2 separate regions of the Mus musculus genome follow, and region 2 is linked to region 1. Evidence: chromatin loops called from intact Hi-C (ENCODE). Cell type or tissue: left cerebral cortex. All regions are shown on one strand.

Evidence for each region. A loop is a pair of places that touch in the nucleus more often than their neighbours do. Peaks named below come from ENCODE experiments on the same cell type or tissue, not always from the same donor. Only the 100,000 strongest peaks of a DNase experiment are listed, where the experiment ranks them.
Region 2: a loop joins it to region 1, with 22 times the contacts of the local background. A loop is called at or near these places in 4 of 42 quality-filtered maps.

The regions. Positions count from the first base shown.
Region 1 is chr5:116,293,536-116,301,535 of GRCm38, forward strand. No RefSeq gene overlaps it. Among named protein-coding and RNA genes, the nearest start is that of Ccdc60, 8.6 kb to the left of the region's middle. In left cerebral cortex, no CTCF peak of the experiment used is centred here; a DNase peak (open chromatin) is centred at 157.
Region 2 is chr5:117,308,821-117,316,820 of GRCm38, forward strand. It overlaps Gm52828 (a long non-coding RNA gene), which reads left to right and starts at 4,819. Exons shown (of 3, transcript XR_003955988.1): 1 at 4,819-4,932; 2 at 5,277-5,515; 3 at 5,968-7,327. In left cerebral cortex, no CTCF peak of the experiment used is centred here; no DNase peak of the experiment used is centred here.

The DNA of each region.
Region 1 (8,000 bases):
TGCAAAATATGAACTGAAGGGCATGGAGAGACAGACATCTTCTCCTCCCCGTTTGCCAAAAGGGAAAGGCATCCAGAGGGATTAAAAATAGATGTAGCAAGCAGAATAAAAATTTCAGAATGTGTCAGACACCAGCTGGGTTAGCTGAATTGAAATCTCAAGATCTGGTAAACACTTGGATGTCCGTGACTAATACATATGTTTGGCATTAGAAACCGATTGAAAAACGTCATCATTTGGGTAGGTAGAACCTTCAATATGCCTTACTGTGTTGTATCTAGTGCCACTGCGAGCTCCCTCTGGGTGTTTTTTTACTGAAATGTCAGCACTGGAGTTACAAATTATGGGGCCCAAGGCAAGAATCAAACTTGGGTCTCCCTTGACACCTGGTAGCTGGCAATCTGTTGATGTAGGGCCTCCAGGATAAATACCAGTAGTTAATGTCTATTTGGGTGACTTCCATGAATCCAGGGACTTCATTAGATTAAAGGAGGGTTACAGCAACTCCCTCTCCCCTTAGGGTGCTCCCTGGTGCTACCTCATTCCTGTCCTTTTCGCCAAACTGCAGTTTAAGGGGCTGGCAACTTGGATCTTGGTACAGAAGAGAAGAAAACTAAACAACAAATTGTTTTCTTCCTGCTTCCTATCACATCTAATTCATCAGTGCACACTCATGGCTGAAATGGAGGAAGGAAAGATGCTTTCTTCTATCCCACAGGGAGGACTTGGGGCTTGGTCTTTCCAAAGCCTTGGTGTGGGACTTCTAGTTCCAGAGACAGCCACAGCTTATAGTTAGTTATTGCAGAACATCCTAGAAACAACACACCATCCATCTTGGCAGTGCTTTCGATTCTCTCTCTCTCTCTCTCTCTCAAAATGCACTCAGCATGCTGTCTCCCAAAGGCTGCACATAGTAGGGCTTCACTGGAGGTTTGGATTCATGGAGAAGATTGAAGCTTTCTGGAATTAGTTACTTAAAATTCAATGTGAGGCATTACTGGTTTTTCAATTAAATAAATAATAATAAATAAATAAAAAGGTCCCAGGTGGTTTAGCCATAACTCACAAGGAGGATGGAAACCCCCATTCTCTCTCCTGTTCACCAGCCATTTCCTCAAATAATACATCATAAACAGCCTTTCTTTTATAGATACACCTCAATGTGGCTTTAAAAATGAAAGTTTGCTAAAGTGAGATTTCAGCCCATGGCTTTCCAGCAGTGTGTTGAGCCATTTCCCTAGCGTTAGACAGAAAGCAACCCATTCCTATCCCGAGTCTACAACTGGGCAGCGTCTTGAGGGTGTGAGGGGGTTCGGTTAGTCGCAGAGCCTGAGACCAAACAATTAGCAAGCATTCACCTCTCACTTTGGGGCATAGTGGCAGGACATGAAGCTGAGAGCCGACCCGATGTCATCACCGTTGTCTTGCTGGTGTCCTGTCTAACATCTTCACTCAGTTAGCTTTCTGGTAACTGAAAAACTGTCTGACCAAATGAGTGTGTGAAGAAAGATGTTTTCGGCCTTTGGTTTGCAGTTGCTTGGCTCCATGTGCTTGGGTAGAGCATGACAATGGTGATGGCTCCATGCACTTGGGTAGAACATCACCATGGCAATGGCTCCATGCACCTGGGTAGAGCATCACTGTAGCATGGCTCCATGCACTTGGGTAGAGCATCGCCATGGCAATTACCGTGCACATGGTAAGGGCATGTGGAGGATGAGGCTGCATGCCATGTAGCAGGCAGGAAGCAGAGAGGAAGACAGGAAGGGGCAGGGAGAAGATACTGACTCCAAGGACACATTCCCAGTGACCATCTTCCTCCTAATATCCCCCTTTGCTGAAGTCTTCCCTACTGTCACTAATAGCTAGTGACCAGTGTTTAACAGGAACCTATAGGGTTGAAGAGCATTCTATGAATAAATCATAATGACTTTCATTGGGGAATGTCTCATCCTACTTCATTCAGGAATTTTTTTTGGGGGGGGGGAGAGGGTCAAAAGAGAGAGTTTATTACGCAAGGCTGGAAAACTTTGTTTTCTGTTTGTTTTTTTCGAGACAGGGTTTTTCTGTGTAGCCTGTCCTGGAACTCACTCTGTAGACCAGGCTGGCCTCGAACTCAGAAATTTGCCTGCCTCTGCCTTCCAAGTGCTGGGATTAAAGGTGTGTGCCACCACGCCCGGCTTCATCTAGCATTCTATCATCTATCTATCCATCTGTCTATAATCTATAATCTATAATCTATAATCTATAATCTATCTATCTATCTATCTATCTATCTATCTATCTATCTATCATCTACCTATCTATCTATTAGATTAAAATATACACATATATATGCTGATGTTCTAGTGTTTTGTTCTGTTGCTGTGATGAAATAGCCTGGCAAAAAGCAGCTTAGAGGAGGAAAGAGGCTTGTCTGACTGACACATCCAGGTCACAGTTCACTCTGACTGACACATCCAGGTCACAGTTCATTATGGAGGGAAGTGAGGGCAGGAACTCAAACAAGAACAGGAAAGCAGAAACTGTGAAGATATGGTACTTGCTGGCTTGCCAACAAGCTCACACCTAGCTAGCTTTCTTATATAGTCCAGTACCACTGCCTAGGGCTGGTGCTGCCCACAGTGGGCTTAATCCTCCTGCATCAGTTAACAATCCAGACAGTGCCTCGAAGACAGGCTAATCGGATTTGACAATCCCTCTTCTGACACTTTCTTCTCAGGTGACTCTAGGTTGTGGCAAGTTGAAACTGGAGCCAACCAGAACAGCTGGGTATAAAATAGAATAGAAAATAGGTACAAAATATGTTTTAACCATTATTATTAGCTCCCAAGTTCTTTGGTTATTTGGGAAACTCAAACTCACTTTCTCTTCCTTCTCCCCTTTATTTCTATTTTTCTTCTTCTCAGTTAGAATCCACTTATAAAGTATGCTCTATGCATTATGACAAACAGAAAAGTATACCAACATAGGGTTAAAATAATGTCATCCCTTACTTGCAGATGGTCTTTTGAGAATAAATATTTTCCTATGTATTAAATTAAAACATTACCAGCATGCCAGGAGATAGGTCCAGATGAACTGAAAACCAAGAGAAAAACAGAAACAGCAAAACCAAACACAAATAGACGAGGGACTTTGGAGTTATCCAGGGAAGACTCTAGGAGCTGGAGAGTTAGCTCAGCAGTCAGGGGCACTTGCTGCTTTTGTTGGGAACCTGAGTTCAGTTCCCAGTACCCACACAGGGAGGCTGACAGTTGCCTATAAAACTCCAGCTTCAGGTTTTCTGATGCCATCTTCTGGTCTCTGGGGGTATCCACACACAGGTTCACACATATGTACACAGACACAGACACATAAATAAATAAACAATAAAATGAATCTAAGGGAGACTTAATAGCAGAGGTGACAGGGCTGGAGAGATGGCTCAGTGGTTAAAAGCACTGACTGCTCTTCCAGAGGTCCCGAGTTCAATTCCCAGCAACCACATGGTGGCTCACGACCATCTGCAATGGGATCTGATGCCCTCTTCTGGTGTGTCTGAAGACAGCGACAGTGTATATATCTCCAGCATGCCAGGAGATAGGTCCAGATGAACCTATATACTCACATATATTAAAAAAAAAAAAAGCCGAGGTGACAAATGTGTCCAAGAAACTGTGCAGTTTTCCTGTCACTGAAGTCTTCCCTCTTTCACTGCCTGTATTTTCATCCAGGGTAGTTTTCACCCCTCTGGTTCAATTTGAGCCTTCCCCATCCCCTGTAACACTGAATAACGTGCTTAATCTTCCCTAACAACTGCTTTATGTCCTTATTTGTGAATAATTATAATTTATGAGTCAGTTTTTGAGTGTTGGTTTTTGTATTATTTTGGATCACCTTTCCCCGCATTCTTTTGCACGTATGATAACTCTTCACAGGCTATCAGGTATTGTCGCCTTTATCCTCCTAGATGCTGGGTGAATTTGTGTTCCTGTGAATACTCCTGAGCCCTGTTCTGGGATGTTGTGAGGTCTAAGCTTTCTCAGACTTACTTTCCAACCTGTTGGATCCAACTTGAAAACAAACCTTTCTGAGAACTCTACTCATTGCTCCACAACCAACGAGCCTTCTCAGCCTAATTAGTTGTGTTTCGTGCCTTATTGTCTCTCTGTGAGTTGAGGTTTGGATGCTGTTCCCTCTCCTTATTTCTGGCGGTTCATTCTGATCTGACTCACATGCATGCAAAGGTTTTGGCAGGACTTTAGGGGAACCTTTGAGGGATATCTGAGGGTTTTTTTGTTGTTGTTAAGGCTCTTTTTGTGAGCTCTCTCTCTCTCTCTCTCTCTCTCTCTCCTCTCTCTCTCTCGGAATTCTGGATGCCTTGGTCTCTGTGGGTTCATCTCATCTCATCTCAGGGGTCAATGCAGCTGTTTCTCCCCTGCATTCAAGACACTCTGCATTCCCCATGAACTGGGTGGGGTTTCTTTTCGAGTCTTTGCGAGTTCATCTCCGGGCCTTTGGCGGTCATGGTCTTTTATAAACTCATGTTTCTAAAACTCTAGTTTCATAATATTGTTCGGCTTTTTAAAAGAAAGTATTTTCAGGGGAGAATTCATTCCACGTTTATCCATCATAGCCAGAAAGTCTGTAAATGTACAGTGCAGCTATTAACGTACTCAAGAGGCAGGTTCAATAATACAACGTTGTAGAAGGTCCAGGAAAAGATGGGGGTAGAGTGCGCTTGGGCAAGAGCAGGGGACAGTGAGCTTACCCCGCTGATGCTAATCTACCTCTCCATCTGACCAGCAATTCCCAGGGCATGTCAACTGTTCAAATGTTAAACACTATACATTGTTTGTATATTTTTCTCTGCAAAAGTTACACATGAGTATACCACAATAGACAACCTTTTGATCTTTGGATACATTAAAGTTACAACATAAAACATTTCAGCCTGTATGACTGAGGGTTGATCTTTAGATTCACACGGAGACCCAATATACCTTGAGATTTGGAGCGATGCAGAGCTGAATTCCAGTTACTATAGCCACATTTACTTCCTATGCAACTTTGGGCCTGACCCTCACCTCTCTGCACCCCAACACCTCTCTGTGGTCTCTTCTCAGAAATGGATGTAATAGCCTCCATAGACGACTGCCTCATAGTCTGGCTGTAAGGATAGAAGGATGTAAGAGACACTACGTAGCCAGATGCTGGGTCCAGAGTAGATTGTGAGTGGGTCTGTTTCACTATGTTTCAAGTCACGTATATATTATATATGGGTCTGTTTCACTATGTTTCAAGTCATGTATATATTATATATCGCTATGGAATTAGGTCAATCAGTTGTGTGACATTCTTGCCATGATCCTACTCAGCTGCTAAAGTATGAATGAGATCATGTTGTTTATGTGGCTGAGACATGATCCAGAAGTCCTTTTGGGTTGTAACTCTAGACTTGAAGAGAGGGAAGAATTAGCTGAATGAGAATCTGTAGGCGAAAGCTACGCAGCAAGATTGAGGCCAGATGATGAAAGCAGCCAACCTTCTTGACCTGGAAGGAGGAGCAGAAAAGATGGAGACCCCCGATGGACTTTCTTCCTAACTTCCCATTTCGTATCAATGGCTTCAAGGAGAAATCAGCCTCCAAGCTTCTAAGCCCAGCCTTAACTCTGCAGGACACAGAAACCCACAGTCCTGCACACATGGGCCACTCTCACGAATCTTAAAGCAGAGTGGTAGCAGCTGTGAACATATTTGTGCAAAGCACATAGGCACAATCTTTACCACTACACTTTTTTTCCCCCTGAATAAAATGACAGAGGAATCGGGTAGATGCCTCTGTGGGTCAAATGATTGCCTTACACACCCACATAAAAAGCCAGGTCTGGCAACATGTAACTGTAATCCAAGTACTGGGAGGATAGAGACAGGAAGATTCCGGGAGCTCACAGGGCCAGCCAGCCAGCCTAGTTGAAACAGTGAACTCCAGCTTTAATGAAAGACCCTGTGTCAAAAAAAAAAAAAAAAAAAAAAAAAAAAGAGATGTCGCTCAATAAAGGAAGACACTTGATAGAGACTTATGGATTTCACACTCACGTTCTTGGATGAGCACACCTATACGTCTGCAATGCACACACACACACACACACACACACACACACCACTTATATACAAATGTATACACATACACGCACATATATACACACACTGCACACACACATATGTACACACATGCTCACACACATACATGCACACATGCTCACACACATACATATACACACGTACATACACACACACACACACACACACACACCCCTTCACCAGAAGGGGATTCCCTCTCATTCTCTCATACTGAGGTGGGATTCTTCAGTGATTGTTATGTGAGACTTTTCCTGGGGAGACACGCCACACACATGCCTATTCAACCTAGACAGAGACTCCAAGGCAGACCAAAGGTATGATTACTCCAAGGTCCAACTTGCTGAACTGAGTTGAGTTACTAGCAGGAATATGGGCGAGGGGTGACTTCAGGAACAGAAGCAGTGGCATCACCTGAAAGCCAGGCACAAAAGCTCAGCTCACCCGCTGGGGATGATTCACAAAAGCTGCAACCCTGGAGCGCTCTGTCTCTCTGTAGGACGCTCTTCCCTCTTGCATCTTGGTTGGCTGGTTGAGCTTCCCCCAGTAGCTGTTTACAGCTTCAAGAACCCTGGGGAAGGACCCTTGGGAGTCTTGTACACTTCAGCCTTCTCAGACATGAAGTTTGTTTACCTCCTGAGTCTCATTCCTGTGCCTTCAGGGAGGGAATGTTCCAATTCAAAGGGAATTGCTACACAAGGCGAAGCCGGCTGGTATTGGAAACACCAGTCTACCATCACTGCCCCATCTGGGATGAATAGACGTTTGTTCACATCTCTCCAAAGGAAGGCAGTACAAGGAAAGAGCTCTGTTAGTGCCCCAGAGGTGACAGGTGACTCTGAGGACAAGAGGAAGACATCTAGAATGCAGAAATTTTCCTCACCTAGCTGCCTGTGTGCTTTTTAAAACACACAGCAATGTATCTAAATTTCAATTCTGTCCTCCATGTAGCACCAGCCAAGGGGGGAGAAAAGTTACCTTCTGAAAAGAAAAGGAAAACAAATGGCTTCCAGGTACAAAACAAAACAAGATTCCCAGGAGGGCTGAACACCCTCAGGGAGGCTGCGGATCCATCAGCACCAAGATGAGGCTAGACTGTCTCTGTGTTGCTAGTAGCTCTTCTTGCCATCGTTCTGGGGGTGGGGGTGGGGACCAACAAGCTACAGATAGGAATTTAAGTCCACTGTTGTCCTCTCTATCTCTCTTCCAGCTCTGTCCCCTCCCTACTTAATTTTTACAGTTCCTTTCTCAGAGCTTAGAGTTTCAAACCCACAATGTGGCTATGCATTCCTGGGGTTGTCTTTTTTTTTTTTTTTTCTTCAGATGCACTTGGTGGAAAAATCTGATTTCCCGCCCACCCCCAACAGTATCTTTTAAAAACTTTTATGTTCTCCCTGTTCCCCTATCTATTGGTTTTGTCCAATGTCATCGTTGCTTCAGACCCAAGGACAGTCTCTGGGACACTTGGCGACTGTCCATCATCCTACTCCTGGCACCTTGGTAGGAACTGTCTGTTTTCGTTGGCTCCAGTGACACGTCTTACTCAATAAATTATGCTCTTTAGAGCGGGATGTTGAAGGGTGTGACGTCTGGAATATAAACAGCGGCACCCTGACACCCAGACAGCAGCTGTAGGAAGGAAATGAGCACGGCAAGATGAAAGAATGGGAAAGATTTTATTATTTCAAGTCTTGTTTGTAAGTGTGTTTCTCCCAACAGACAGATCCACAGAAGAGTCAAGTATTTCCCCTTAATGACAGGCATGGGATACCTCCCTCTGAGTTATTGGTGAGGGAACCACCCACGAAGAGACACAGGCTACGCCCAATGCTCTTGGTTGATCACTGGGACTAGAGAGTAAGACCCTGTTGCTGAAG
Region 2 (8,000 bases), 1.0 Mb after region 1:
TCTCTGTATAGCCCTAGCTCTCCTAGAACTCACTTTGTAGACCAGGCTGGCCTGGAACTCAGAAATTTGCCTGCCTCTGCCTCCGGAGTGTTGGGATTAAAGGCATGCGCCACCACGTCCGGCTAATCCACCTCTTTTAAGATTTATTTTTATGTGCATAAGAGTTTTGCTTGGTGTACATCTATGAAGGCGTCAGATGCCCTCAAACTGGAGTTATAGAGTGTGGGGAATTGAACCCTCAGCCTCTGGAAGATCAGGCAGTGCTCTTAACCACTGAGCCAACTCTCTAGCCCCAAGCATAATATGATTTTTGTTTGTCTGGTCTGGGTTTGTTTTTAGATTTCTCTGTGTGTGGTTTTGTTTTTGTTTATTTATAAGACAGGGGTCTCAGTGTAATTCTAGTTGACCTAGAACTCATTCTGTAGACCAGGCTGGTCTAGTCTAGAACTCACAGAGATCCTCCTGCCTCTGCCTCCTAAGTGTTCATATTAAATTATCTTTTAAAAGATTTTTGTCAATGTAAATGAAGAAAATACCTAATTAAAAAAAAAAATGTTGTCACCGGGCATGGTGGCGCACGCCCAGTCCTCTGTGGTTCTGGAGAACTGCTGTAGCCAGGCAATCGGTTTGATTTCAGAGTGAGTATGTATTGTTGAACTAAGGTCTTGTCCCCTTTGATCTGACTGGGATAGCTGTGTTGTACCTGTTGGAGGCATAGCAAGGCCATGCGCTACTGTAGGGTCAGCTCCATGGGGGGTGGGAGTGGGGCTAACATGGAATCTTTTCTTTGGGTGTGAGGGAGAAGTTTAGAAATTAAAAGGCAGGATAAAATGTGAGTATGTGGATAATTAGGAGGAAAGAACTGATCCAGTTCAGGAGCCGGAGTGGGAGGGGACTAAAGCCAGAGTCAGAGTGGGAGGGACTAAATGCCAGTACACAGGAGGAGGCTTGTGGTTGAATTTTTTTCTGGTTCCTATGATTTGGGGCCCCATCGCAAACCAGTTAGGATTTGTTGGTGTGGAAGCAGCATCTTTGGAGGAGAAGCGCACAGATCCCATCCTTCGCAGTACTCAGATCTACTTGTGGAGCTCTGTGGCAGCTGGAGACTGGACCTGGTCCTGAAAGCTGTTAAGCTGATCGCAAAATTCTCTTAAGGCTTTTGAGAGCTACTGAGACAGAGGGGCTGCCTCTCTGCTAACGGTTTATAGATCTGAGTCCCGAAACAACGTCCAGAGTGGTTCAAAGAGGGACGTTGGATGGAGTTAGATTCTCCACGTCAGAGGTCACTCAAACCGCTTTTGGGAGATTTAGGGTGCAGATTTCTCTTCAAAGTGTCAAAAGGGGACGCTAGAGAAAGAGCAGCAGTTAAGAGTACCTCAGAGGAGGGGCCATCCCCTGGGGTCACAATCAAATTCAACAGATGGCAAAGATCCAGACAGAACTGTGCAAACTTGTGAGAAACATTGAGACAAAGTTAACATACATTTTGCTTAATAAGGTTAAATAGAATCGTACAGCTAGGTAGACCCAGTACCAGAGTTTCTGGAGAAGGATAAGGTAACTCTGGTTAGCAGTTTGTTACATCGGACTCCTGAATAAGGAACAAGCACCTGGAAGCTTTGTAAAGGGACTCAGTTGAAGTCAACTCCCTAACTGGCGATTTAAAAGAGAAGCCCGATCCTACTGAGTCGGTTTTTTTATAGGATCCTCTAGCAAGATTCTCAAAGACACCACTCCAGTGTCCAGAATAACTTTCCAAAGCTGGGAGTCCAGTGACAGAGCACCTGGCAGCCTCCTTCAGTCAGGGAACGCTGGTGGTGAGGGTGTGGACCCTGGAATCAGCTCTTGCTAAAAGGAACATTGGAAAGCCAGGGTAAAAGGTATTGGTAACTAGCACTCAGGTCGCACCCCAGCCTGGTGGCTTAGGATCAAGCTTCCTCCGTTTACAGCATCCTCATATGCCAACCGGAGAGACATTGAGTGCAGAGGGATTACTATCTGCCTCGACGCTGTCTGAGACATTTAGGATATGGGTACAAACTCTGAGATCCTCCACTGGGCAAGAGAATCCACCCCGTCACGTAAGACCTGAGCAGGAAGGAATTCATCTTCCCTGTAGATGAGGAGGTGGTCCTTTTGGGTTTGACCAGAGACAGGAATGGCAGGCCTCTGAAGGTCTTATTTTCCCACGCACCCTTATCTGTCATGAGGGCAGCACGCAATTTATTCTGGTGGAGCTGTGTTCCATCCAATGGAGAGAGTCCTACTTGGATCTGGGGACATCCTGCCATGCAAGTGCCTTGTAAGTGTAGCCAATTTTACTCAGGGATTTTAATTTTCCATAAGCTGGTTTTTCTGATCTACCTACTTTTGAATATTATTGTTATTATTGTTGTTGTTGGTTTTTTGAGACAGGGTTTCTCTGTGTAGCCCTGGCTGTCCTGGAACTCACTCTGTAGACCTCAGAAATCCGCCTGCCTCTGCCTCCCAAGTTTGGGATTAAAGGCATGTGCCACCACTGCCCTGCCATTAACTTTTTTTTAAAAGTTAACTTGCTTTAATTTTTCTTATTTTTAGGTTTTTATGTATTTATTTAATGTATGTGAGTACACTGTGGCTCTCTTCAGACAGGCCAGAAACAGGGCATCGGATCCCATTCCAGATGGTTGTGAGCCACCATGTGGTTGCTGAAATTGAACTCAGGATCTCTGGAAGAGCAGTCAGTGCTCTTAACCGCTGAGCCATCTCTCCAGACCACTCCCTAGCCTTTCATGGTGTACTTTTATAAACATCATAGTATTGTGTATTTTTTTTCCAAATAGCTAAAGTTTAACAAAGTTAGCAAAGACATAAACTGATTAGACTTACATCTTTAAGTTAGAATTTGCTAACATGAATAGACCATTATAATCTTAGGAATTTTATATATGGCGTGTTGTAGGAAATTAAGATTACCTGTACATGGACTTTCAACTATTAACTTTTTTGGTTATAGGTTTTAAGTTGGCAAGAACCAAGAAGGTAGGAGTATTCTGAGAACTAGACATTTGTAATTACACACACATACACACAAACACACACACACCAGCTGGGCATGGTGGCGTCTATAGTCTCATTACTTGAGAGGCAGAGGCAGGAAGAATTCTGAGTTATATACCAGCCTTGTGACCAAAGCAAGTTCCAGGCTACATCATGAAACACTGCCTCAAAACAAACAGTGACAGCTATCCATAAAGAGAGAGTGGTATACAAAAGTAACAAACTAATCATTTGTAGTAATAAAATTTCCTACAGGAAGTTGTCAGGCAATAGCTGGGGCCTTTATTCAATATGTGTGTGTGTGTGTGTATCTTTCTGAAGCCTTAACTCGATATATGTAACAGCTTTCTTCTTGTCATATTGGGAGGCCACCTCTCCAGTTTTAGTCTTTAGCCTGAACACTTAGAAAACCGTGAGAGTTCATATAATGAGGGCCTATTGCACAGACCCAGCCGGGAGCTGGGACTGGATACTCTGGTGAAGGTCCCATGACCTTACCTCTCTCCCCTTTTCTTGGGGGAATATTAACATTTAACAAGGCCAGCTGCAGTTATTTTAAGCAGGTCTAGCTCGAGTTCTGAAGATGGCAAGTGTTCAATTCAGGAGACACTACGATACCACCTTAATAAAAGGAGGTCACAGAGAACGACACGATAAATTAATAATTATCTCTTTTAATTTTAATTTACATACTGTAAAACCATTAGGCCTTGTAAGTTTCCAGGCAGACCTTACACAAAACATAAAACAGCCTTTATAAGTTATGTAGCAGGTAGAGTTTTTTTTTTTTTTTTTAAAGATTTATTTATTTATTATATGTAAGTACACTGTAGCTGTCTTCAGACACTCCAGAAGAGGGCGCCAGATCTCGTTACGGATGGTTGTGAGCCACCATGTGGTTGCTGGGATTTGAACTCCAGACCTTCGGAAGAGCAGTCGGGTGCTCTTACCCACTGAGCCATCTCACCAGCCCGAGTTTTTTTTTTTTTATAATCATTACTAAATTTATATGAACATCATCTAAAATTTTGGAGAGGGTTCCGTTAAAACTGTGTTGTTGTGCATTAAGAGATTTTATACAAAGGGTCTCTTTTATCCTTTTCCTATCTGAGCATCCTATCAGCTGGCTTTAATACGTACATCTTATGAAGTAAACAAGAGAAGCTTCTATTGGGAATAGCTCACCTCTTACCGGTTCTCAAGAGACCATGATGTCTTTTTTCCTGGGGTGTTTTGTTGTTTTCTTTCTCTGTCACAGAGTCAGGGAGCCACCTTGATCTAGGAAGGTGGCCTTGGGGAAACTTTGAAATAACATGCTTGGGTCTGAAGTAGGCAGGCCAAATCCCATTTCCAGAGCATGCTTTGCGGCGAAGTTAAATAGCTAGTGACAACTTTCCAGTATTATCAACACCCAAAGACACGGACTGAACTCAGTGATCTACATCTCCATAAGCAGTTTGTGTGTTCTGTAGATGGATGAAGACAACCTGAAAAGCCTAATAAGTAGCTGATAAATAGAAATAAAAGCAAGAAAATGCAGGCTTGGTGGGGCGGAAACAAAAGCCAGACTAAAGGCTTAAGGTAAAAATGCCCCCCAAACAAAAATACCACCCTGGGGGGGGGGGGGGCACCGTCTAGGAGACCCAGGAGAAACAGTGGGCATTAGGACCCGGTTGTAAGTGGAAGCTGAGTGGCTGGCGGGGAGGAAACGAGTTAAAATGAGCTTGGGCGGGGCAAAGTTTACGTGTGGGCGGGGCCTCCAGCCATTTGCTCGTTCATTTATGAAAGTTGTCTAGGTCTGCGAGAAAGTCAAACATTCCCAATTGGGGCAAACAGTGGCCAACATCGAGGGAGTAATGCGGACAGATTGGAGTGGATAATTGGATGCGTTTGGTGGGTCGGAGCTTGCTAAGACAGAGCTTTAGAGCCCGTTTAAACAATTTGGTTTAAATTTGAAACAACAGGCAGGTCTAGTGGAATGTCTTACCCTGCAGCCTGAGGCATTCCCCAGGATTTAGGGAAAGAAGGAAATGAACCCAAGTGTTGAGGGTGGGAGGGGGGACCGGGGCTATCCCATGCTCATAAGATTCAGCAGAGTCCGCACAATTAAACGTAGGAGGTTCCCCAAACCTCTAAGGCTTTGTGATCCAGAGGACAAGCTCCTGACGCATCCAGGAGTCCTGTCAGGGCACCTCTGAGTCAGACCCTGATGGATGGTTGAATACCTTGTCCTGCAGAATTCTGACGCGTGGGTGGCAGCGATCAAACTGTGAACGGACTCTCAGCTTGGAGATCAGAGAGTCTGGGAGGAAGAGGTCAGAAGAAGGGATTGAGGAAGATGGATGGAGAGGACAGGGAAGAGAGGACTGGCCAAGCTGGGTTTACACAGCACCGATAAAGCCCCAGGGCCTGAAGATCTGTCCGTAGGCTTACAGTACCCATGGAGGCAGAGGCCACAAAGGACCTGAGGTGTCAGGTCAGATTGGTGGCTTTTATATTGAGCTTAGGTGTCCATGCCAGAAACCAGGGTCTGGGGTTGTGGGACTGGGCCGGGAAGAGGGGTGGGGGCGGGACAGAACGGGACTGGGAAAGGAACGCTCTCTGTCGAAGGACATAAGAAAATCTGTTCCAGGACAGCCAGGGCTATACAGAGAAACCCTGTCTCGAAAAACCAAAAAAAAAAAAAATCTGTTAACACCAGAAGTAAGAAAACCCGGCAGAGAGGCCGACAGACTCCGTTCAGAGCCTCAGAACACTTTACTGGAACAGCAAGGGGCCTCAACCTTTCCCTGGGACTAAAGCTGAGTGTATTTACAGAGGTTGGGGGGGACCTGTTCGCATACCAGGAAGTTACAGCTCTCTTTTTGTGTGTGATTTGACTGGGAACAGCTTGGGCTGTTTGCCAGATAACACATCTTGTTTCTGCAGGTGGAGCTGAACAGTCAGACTGGGGCCAAGCATCTCTTCATGGCTGGGGCTACTGCCCAGGACAGCTCACTCCAGTCCTAAGGACAGGAGGCTACTAAACAATGCTAGCAAGTGCTCTAACGCTGAACTGAGCTACACACCCCAGCCCTTTTGTTCCTTCTGCCTCCACAAATTAAGACACTGGTCAAGCTGCCTTGCCTCAATTCATAGGGAAATAACAACCGCCCGGGCCAGAGGTATTTGCGAATAAGTGAAATCTATTTAAAGGACTGGAGAGAGCAGGGAGCAGGGATGTGTCCCGCTTGCTGGTTCTCTCTCTCTCTCTCCCTCCCATCCTCCTTCTCCCTCCCTCCCTCCTCGGAGTTATCTCATCCAGACAAAGAACCTTTCCAGCCTTGGGCTCAGCATGGTGACTATGTTACTTTATTATCTCCCAAAACCTGCTTGGCTGCTCTCACCTGTTAGGGTACCTGGCTCATTCACCTCCCATCAGCCTCTGGGGGGTTGGGGGGGTTGTGTCTGTTTCCTTGGGAAGCAGGTGGCCATCTTTCTGTTTCCTCTGAGAGGGGCAATTTCACTTTGTGGGAGCGTGGGTCTTCTTTCCAAATCCATATGGGTCTTCTTTCCAAATCTCATGGGTCTTGGAGCCACAGAACTTCACCATCTTAGCCTGTGCTCCAGAGAGGCTGGGCTCCGGTTATGAACAACCTCGTCTGACAACTCTCTTTTCCGCCTCACCCCACAGTCCCTCTTCTTGGATGTTTGCCTGTTTATCTGCCTTATTTGTTTCTCCACAACCCAGGCAGGGGCGGCAGAAGCAGCAGCAGCAGTAGCAGGTTTCCACCCAGGCTGGTCCTCAAAGCCTCGAGGGACATCTCTAGGTTACTAAGACTCTCTCAAGAGTCACCTCTAGGGACAGGGGGAGTGAGTGGGGCAGAAATAATTGGCACAAAGGTGACTTGCCTGACTGTTGTCAAAGACTCAGACTGAAGAGGCAACCCCCATGAAGCAGCTGGCCAGAACCTTAGTCAATTCTTTCCTACCCGGCTCCCCTCATGGTGGCACCTCCAGCTAGGGAAATGGCTTCAGGAACAGAGCATCTGCCCAGCACGCAAGAGTCCCTGGCAGCCATCCCCAGCAAACACAAGAAACAAACAGAAACAATGTGGCAGTCTGAGATGTGGAATCAAAATTGTGACTCTTCTACTTCTCCTATAATGGAGCCTCTTGGAATCCTCTGGAAAGTGAGAAAGAAGTCATCCATCCCTCTGGTTAGCCAAGGACTGACCATGAGAGTGACCTGGAGCTAGTCCACCACCACCAGGCAGACAGACAGGGAAAGGGGCTGCTAATAGATTTGGTGGGGTTTTTTTTTTTGGGGGGGGGGGTGTTTTGAGACAGGGTTTCTCTGTATAGCCCTGGCTGTCCTGGAACTCACTCTGTAGACCAGGCTGGCCTCATACTCAGAAATCTGCCTGCCTCTGCCTCCCAAGTACTGGGATTAAAGGCGTGCGCCACCACTGCCCAGCTAATCCACCTCCTGACTTCCTTTGGTGATGAACAGCAATGTGGAAGTGTAAGCTGAATAAACCCTTTCCTCCCCACCTTGCTTCTTGGTCATGATGTTTTGGGTGGGAATAGAAACCCTGACTAAGATACCACCCCAGCATGGGTGACAGCTCAAAAAGCTGGGAACCTGAAACACACTGCCACAGCCGGCAGGCAGCTCAACGGATCGGAGAGAGTCCTTCCCTGGGTGCCTCAGCTGGTCTGAACTCTTTCCAGGAAGCACAGAGATTTCTGCTTCTCCCAGCTAGCTGGTCTGGTCTCGAGTCTTCTTTAAAGCTCGGCTTATCTGAGTTTTCTTTTTGCAGTTTGGTTTTTCTTACTCTGGAGGGGAGGGGGCCTAGTGAATCTGCTCAGTTTCAGACACTTCCGGAAGCTATTTTGCATTGTTTTAACTTCCTGCTTAAAGAGCTTTCATTAAGAACGAAATGTCTCAATCTTGGAGGAAACTGTTACAACTGGTCAGA